Regions from separate parts of the Homo sapiens genome. Here region 2 is linked to region 1. Evidence: chromatin loops called from intact Hi-C (ENCODE). Cell type or tissue: psoas muscle. All regions are shown on one strand. Each heading gives the region's core, and the rest is flanking DNA. Links, peaks and the distances in the headings are about the cores only. Region 1 has its middle 6.8 kb from the start of MIR3658. Region 2 has its middle 19 kb from the start of ALDH9A1.

Evidence for each region. A loop is a pair of places that touch in the nucleus more often than their neighbours do. Peaks named below come from ENCODE experiments on the same cell type or tissue, not always from the same donor. Only the 100,000 strongest peaks of a DNase experiment are listed, where the experiment ranks them.
Region 2: a loop joins it to region 1, with 10 times the contacts of the local background. A loop is called at or near these places in 95 of 110 quality-filtered maps.

Annotation. Positions count from the first base shown.
Region 1 is chr1:165,913,273-165,916,087 of GRCh38, reverse strand. No RefSeq gene overlaps it. Among named protein-coding and RNA genes, the nearest start is that of MIR3658, 6.8 kb to the right of the region's middle. In psoas muscle, for the core only: a CTCF peak has its summit at 1,711 (motif pointing right); no DNase peak of the experiment used is centred there; H3K27ac peaks cover 506 bases.
Region 2 is chr1:165,716,367-165,719,181 of GRCh38, reverse strand. No RefSeq gene overlaps it. Among named protein-coding and RNA genes, the nearest start is that of ALDH9A1, 19 kb to the right of the region's middle. RefSeq lists an enhancer at 1,024-1,073. In psoas muscle, for the core only: a CTCF peak has its summit at 1,092 (motif pointing left); no DNase peak of the experiment used is centred there.

The DNA.
Region 1 (2,815 bases), core at 165-2,664:
CTAGCAGTGGCTGCTGAGAAGTCTAGTTTAGGTATTCTTTCCCAAGCCAGCCAGCCACTCCCAGATCTCTGGACAACACAGCCTCACCCACAACCCAAGCACCAGGGATAGACTAGAAGCACAAAATCAGCCACCACTCACTGGGCAGCTCTTGTGCCAACACTGTCCTGCCACTCTACCTGTAAAGTCTCATTCAATACTCTAGGCAAAACAAGGAGGTTAGCCCTGGGTTATGGATGTAGACACTGAAGCCAAACAGCTTCCCCAAGACCAGCTATTAAGTGAGGGAGCCAAGTTTTTAATCCAGGTCTGTTTAACTCCAGAGATATTTCCCCAAACAAGCCACCTCCCCACTTGGTTGAGGCCAGCCAACACTGAGGTCCTTGAGGAGAAGGTGGAGTCCCTTTTACAGAACTCAGCGGATATCAACTAACCAAACATAACTTGTAAACAGTGTTCAGTTCTCTGTAAAGCCCTAATCCAATCCACTGCAGACCTACAGCCCAACAATGGGCTCTTGACCTGGTCACTTTGCTTCTGGGTCTATTTCGTCATCTGTGAAGTGAGAAGCCTGGGTTTAAATGGTTTCCAAGCTCAAGGGAGAGGCTAAGGGGAGGCTCCAGACACCCCTTGCCAGTTTCAACCACACAGCTTTGCTTTCCTCTGATTTGCATGTTGAAACTTCAGGTAAGATTTCCTGAAGGGATCCATAGCCAAAACATGTTTGAAGGCCACTGGGCTCGCTAACTTCTAAAAGCACCCCAGTTCTAGCAGACATCCTAAGGAACATTCCCAGGAAAATTCCAGCCTAGAACCTCCTGGGGTCTGACAACCTTAGAGAACAGTGCTGGCTTTGAATGGGCTTGGGGGCAGCCTCGAAACCCTCTTTCCAGTCTCCATGCAGGCAGGGGAGCTCCTTAAGCAACACATAGGACATTTCTGGGAGAAATGGGATCCCCAACACAATGAACACTATAGATTTTAATGGTCTATATGGTTAAATACACAAGGCCCCTCATTTCCAACCCCGCCTGTTCATCTGATTCATCTGTACAGTTTGTTATAAAAGATTCCCTCCCCAACATGGTAAAACCCCATCTCTAGAAAAATAAAAAAATAGTTGGGCATGGTGGTGCACACCTGTAGTCACAGCTACTCAGAAGGTTGAGGTGGGAGGATCGCTTGAGGCCAGGAATCTGAGGTTGCAATGAGCCATGACCATGCCACTGCACTCCAGCCTGGGCAACAGCAAGACCCTATCAAAAAAAAAAAAAAAAAAAAAATTCCCTCCCTGGAATTCTCAGGAATGGATCCCACTAAAGTTTTTAAACAAGCCCACCCACTGATTATGATGGCCATCTTGTGGAACCACTACAACAGATGGTAGCAATAGAGAAATTAAGAGGGTCAGCTTCCATCTCCCCTAGTGAAGACTTTAATAAAAGATTTTCCAAAAGCCAGGTGCTGTGGTGCATGCCTATAGTCCCAGCTACTCAGAAGGCTGAGGCAGGAGGATCCATCCCTTCAGCCCAGGAGTTCAAGACCCACCTGGGGAACAGCAAGACCTGCCCCATCGCTTAAAAAAATTTTTTTTCCAGAAAAAAAAGAGACTTCTAGGGACATTCCAACAACTCTCATAAACCATGGTAGCCAAGCATATGCCAAGTTCAGCAACCAAAACAACCTTCCTGTTGCAATCTGAATCCCACCATTAGATGGCAGGCACACATCAGACAACCTGACTATACAGCCTGTCCTACTTCGCAGCAGTTGCTTTGGGTTTAAATCAAGTTTCCTTCTCAGTAAAACTGGAGCATGACCACATTCCTTATATATTTCGCAGGACTGTTTTAAGGATAAAATGAAAAGTGTAACGAGAGCTGGAAAAGGTGAATATGAACATTACAATGCAAACTGGAAATTTCAGAAACAGAAGAGAAAGCACATGCCATTATAAAGAGAAATCTTGAGAACATCCACAACTACAATTATCTTGGGTGAAAAACTCCTGGGCTTTTCAGCATAGAATTCCACCATCACATGTGAGCTATTTAGGCAGAGGCCATGGTGGCTTTCCCTGGACCAGAACAGTCAGAATTCAGTGAACACTGCATTAAACCCTGCACTGTTTTCATTCTGGGCACCATGTCATAGGCACCATTGGATCTAGTCCATAGGCACCATTGGATCTAGACCAAACACACCCTAATATGAAAAGGCAATGCTAAGCGTGGATTTGACTGTATGAAAAGGGAGTGTGTATAAGGCACAACTTCATATTCTCCTGCCCCTCACCTCCATTCATTTAATTGAGAACATATATCTTGGTTTAGTCCTAACTCACATTTTTTTACTTGGTATTTTGTTATTTTAGTTCATGAAAAAATTATAAGCATATGTGTGTGTGTGTGTGTGTGTGTGTATACACACGCGCACACACACACACACACACACACACAATCCAAAATCTAGCAAGTAGCTTTACTTCATTCTGGGTTTAGGAAGTGATCTGATTACAGTCTGCTTTAAAATAGAAATCTAAAGGCTGGGCGCAGTGGCTCACGCCTGTAATCCCAGCACTTTGGGAGGCCGAGGCAGGTGGATCACGAGGTCAGGAGATTGAGACCATCCTGGCTAACATGGTGAAACCCCGTCTCTACTAAAAATACAAAAAAAAAAAATTAGCCAGGAGTCGTGGTGGGCGCTTGTAGTCCCAGCTACTTGGGAGGCTGAGGCAGGAGAATGGCGTGAGCCTGGGAGACAGAGTTTGCAGTGAGCCGAGATCGCGCCACTGCACTCCAGCCTGGGCAACAAA
Region 2 (2,815 bases), core at 115-2,614, 200 kb after region 1:
TCTCAGATATACTTTCTGGAGGATCAGAAAGGGCAAGAACCTGACATTTGTATCATGCTATAATTGCATACATTCGTTCACCCATTTACCAAGCACATTTAAAGCACGACCTCTGTGCAAGACCCTGTGCTACGGGCATTGTGGACACAAAGGTGAGTTGAGTAGAAATCTGCTCAGAAATCTTACAACTGGTAGCTACTGTAAGCGTCAGTTTCCTTGTCTAAAAAAAGAGGACAATAATTCCTGCAATGGCCTGCATACTCATAAAATTGTTACAAAAATGAAATGAGAATAATATATGTAAAGTTCCTTTGTAAATTATAAGGGAACATTACTAAAAGCAGTTGAATAGTGAAGTGTTCAAAAAATTTAGATTCATATTGTTTCTATATACACTAAGAAATCATTTGACAATTTGTTTTTCTCTTTTCCCCTGTAATCATTAATTTATAATGACTCTAGATTGGAGTTAGATTATTTTTCTTAAGATTATTTTCATTTGTCTGAAAGCTTTAACTTTATCAAGTAAAATCTTGCTGATTAAGCACTAGACTTGTGGATGAACACATTTCATTTTCCTCTAGTCTTGGCTGTGCTTCATGTTCACTGGATAATTTAAGGTGATCCCACTGGATAATTTAAGGTGATCCTGGCACTTCAGCCTGGGTGACAGAGCAAAACTCTGTCTCAAAAAGAAAAAAAAAAACTGTGGGGTGGGGGGGAATGACTTTTGGATAATATAAAAATACTAAATAATATGCACAATGATTTAGAGAGGCCATTCGAGATAGAAGTGGGCTGCCCAAAAGGGTGATTAAGCCCTTAGTTCCTTTGGCTTGTTGGCTTCTCTTAGTCCATGTTTTGCTTTTTGCTGCCACCTGGTTCAGGGATAGTTCTTTCTATCACTACCAAGTACTCAGCCTGAAGTTGTGGGGCACGAAAAAAAGCAAGTTGGTGATAACGATTTCAAAAAGGCAATTTAAATATGTTTACCTCATTCTTGAAGTTCCTTCTTTGTTGTTGAATGGGTTTGCTTTTTCTAGTTTTCCTTCATCTTTTCTGCAACTCAACTCACTGCTTATATGTGCATGCCACCTAGTGACAAAAATTGGCCCTGCCTGCTTTTTAGGGAGATGAAGTGTTTTGTATCCACTGTTTAGGGGAAGGGAGACAGGTAGAGTAGATTACACACTGAGGAAACTTTAGAATGGGTCCCCTGGGCTAAGTGCGGTAGCTCACACCTATAATCCTAGAACTTTGGGAGGCTGAGGTGGGCAGATTGCTTGAGCCCAGGAGTTTGAGACCAGCCTGGGCAATATGGTGAAACCCCGTCTCTATAAAAAAATACAACAATTAGCCGGGTATGGTGGTAGGTGCCTATAGTTCCACCTACTCAGGAGGCTGAGGTGGGAGGATCACCTGAGCCCAGGGAGGTCGAGGCTGCAGTGAGCCAAGACCACGCCACTACACTCCAGCCTGGTAGACAGAATGAGAACCTGTCTCAAAAATAAATAAATAAGAATGGGTCCTCTAATGGGGCCAACGAGAGGCTCCCTGTGGTTGAACATGAAGACATAGACCTGGTAAATGCACAGCAAGTATTATTACATTTTTTTATTCCTGGACTCTCCTGCCACTCCTCAAGCTTCTCAATAAACTTCCATGTAAAAACAAAACAACAAAAAACAATAAAAGGCTTTGTTTCCCCCTCGACAAGGTGAGAAATCTTAAAAATAGGAGAGAAAGAGAGCAGGTAGATCTGGGAGGGTCTCTCTGGCATGCCTTTTGACCCCCTTGTCCCTCTTCTCCTGGGACCATTGTCTTTCTTATCGCATGTCTCCAGTCTGCCGAGGCCTTCCTCCATCCTGGCTCACCTTTGCTCTGTATTTAATTTTCAATGTGTCCTCTGCAGCCCCTGTTCTTTGCTGAGACTTTGCTAGATTCTCAATTTTATCATAGAATACTCCTACCACTTGAACTAAAAACCTAACTTTCTTATGAGGGAAATGTCAATGTAATTACACAAATATATCTGATAATCCATGATAATTCACAACCCTTTTGAGCAGACGCTGCTGTTTCTCTTCTCTTGTCTGAGGACCAAGAGGCAGGGTCGATGTGCTCCTAGCTACCCACTGCCTCATCCTCTTTTTCAAAAAGCCTTTTTTTGGCTGGGTGCGGTGGCTCATGCCTATAATCTCAGCACTTTGAGAAGCCAAGGCGGGTAGATCACCTGAGGTCAGGAGTTTGAGACTAGCCTGGCCAACATGGCGAAACCCTATCTCTACTAAAAATATAAAAATCAGCTGGGTGTGGTGGCGTGCGCCTGTAATCCCAGCTACTTGGGAGGCTGAGACAGGAGAATCGCTTGAACCCAGGAGGCGGAGGTTGCAGTGAGCTGAGATTGCACCACTGCACTCCAGCCTGAGCAACAGAGTGAGACTCTGTCACAAAAAAAAGAAAAAAGAAAAAAAAGGGCCTTTTTTCTTTTCAGGCTCACATGTTCAATCCACAAAGTTCTGTCTTTCTTATTAAAAATAACAATTGTAAAAAAGCAATATACACATTTGGTACAAATACAAATATCTGTGAAGGTATAAAATGAAAAGCAAAAATCTGTGCCTCTCTTCCCTATGCCGTCCTCATGCACCTTCCCTTACTTCAGATTCCAAAAGGTAACCATTGTCAATATTTGGTTATCTGTGATGGTCAACTTTGTGTCAACTTGGCTAGGCTATGGGACCTAGTTATTTGGTCAAACACCAGCCCAGATGTTGCTGTGCTGTTATTTTTTAGATGTGATAAACACTTAACA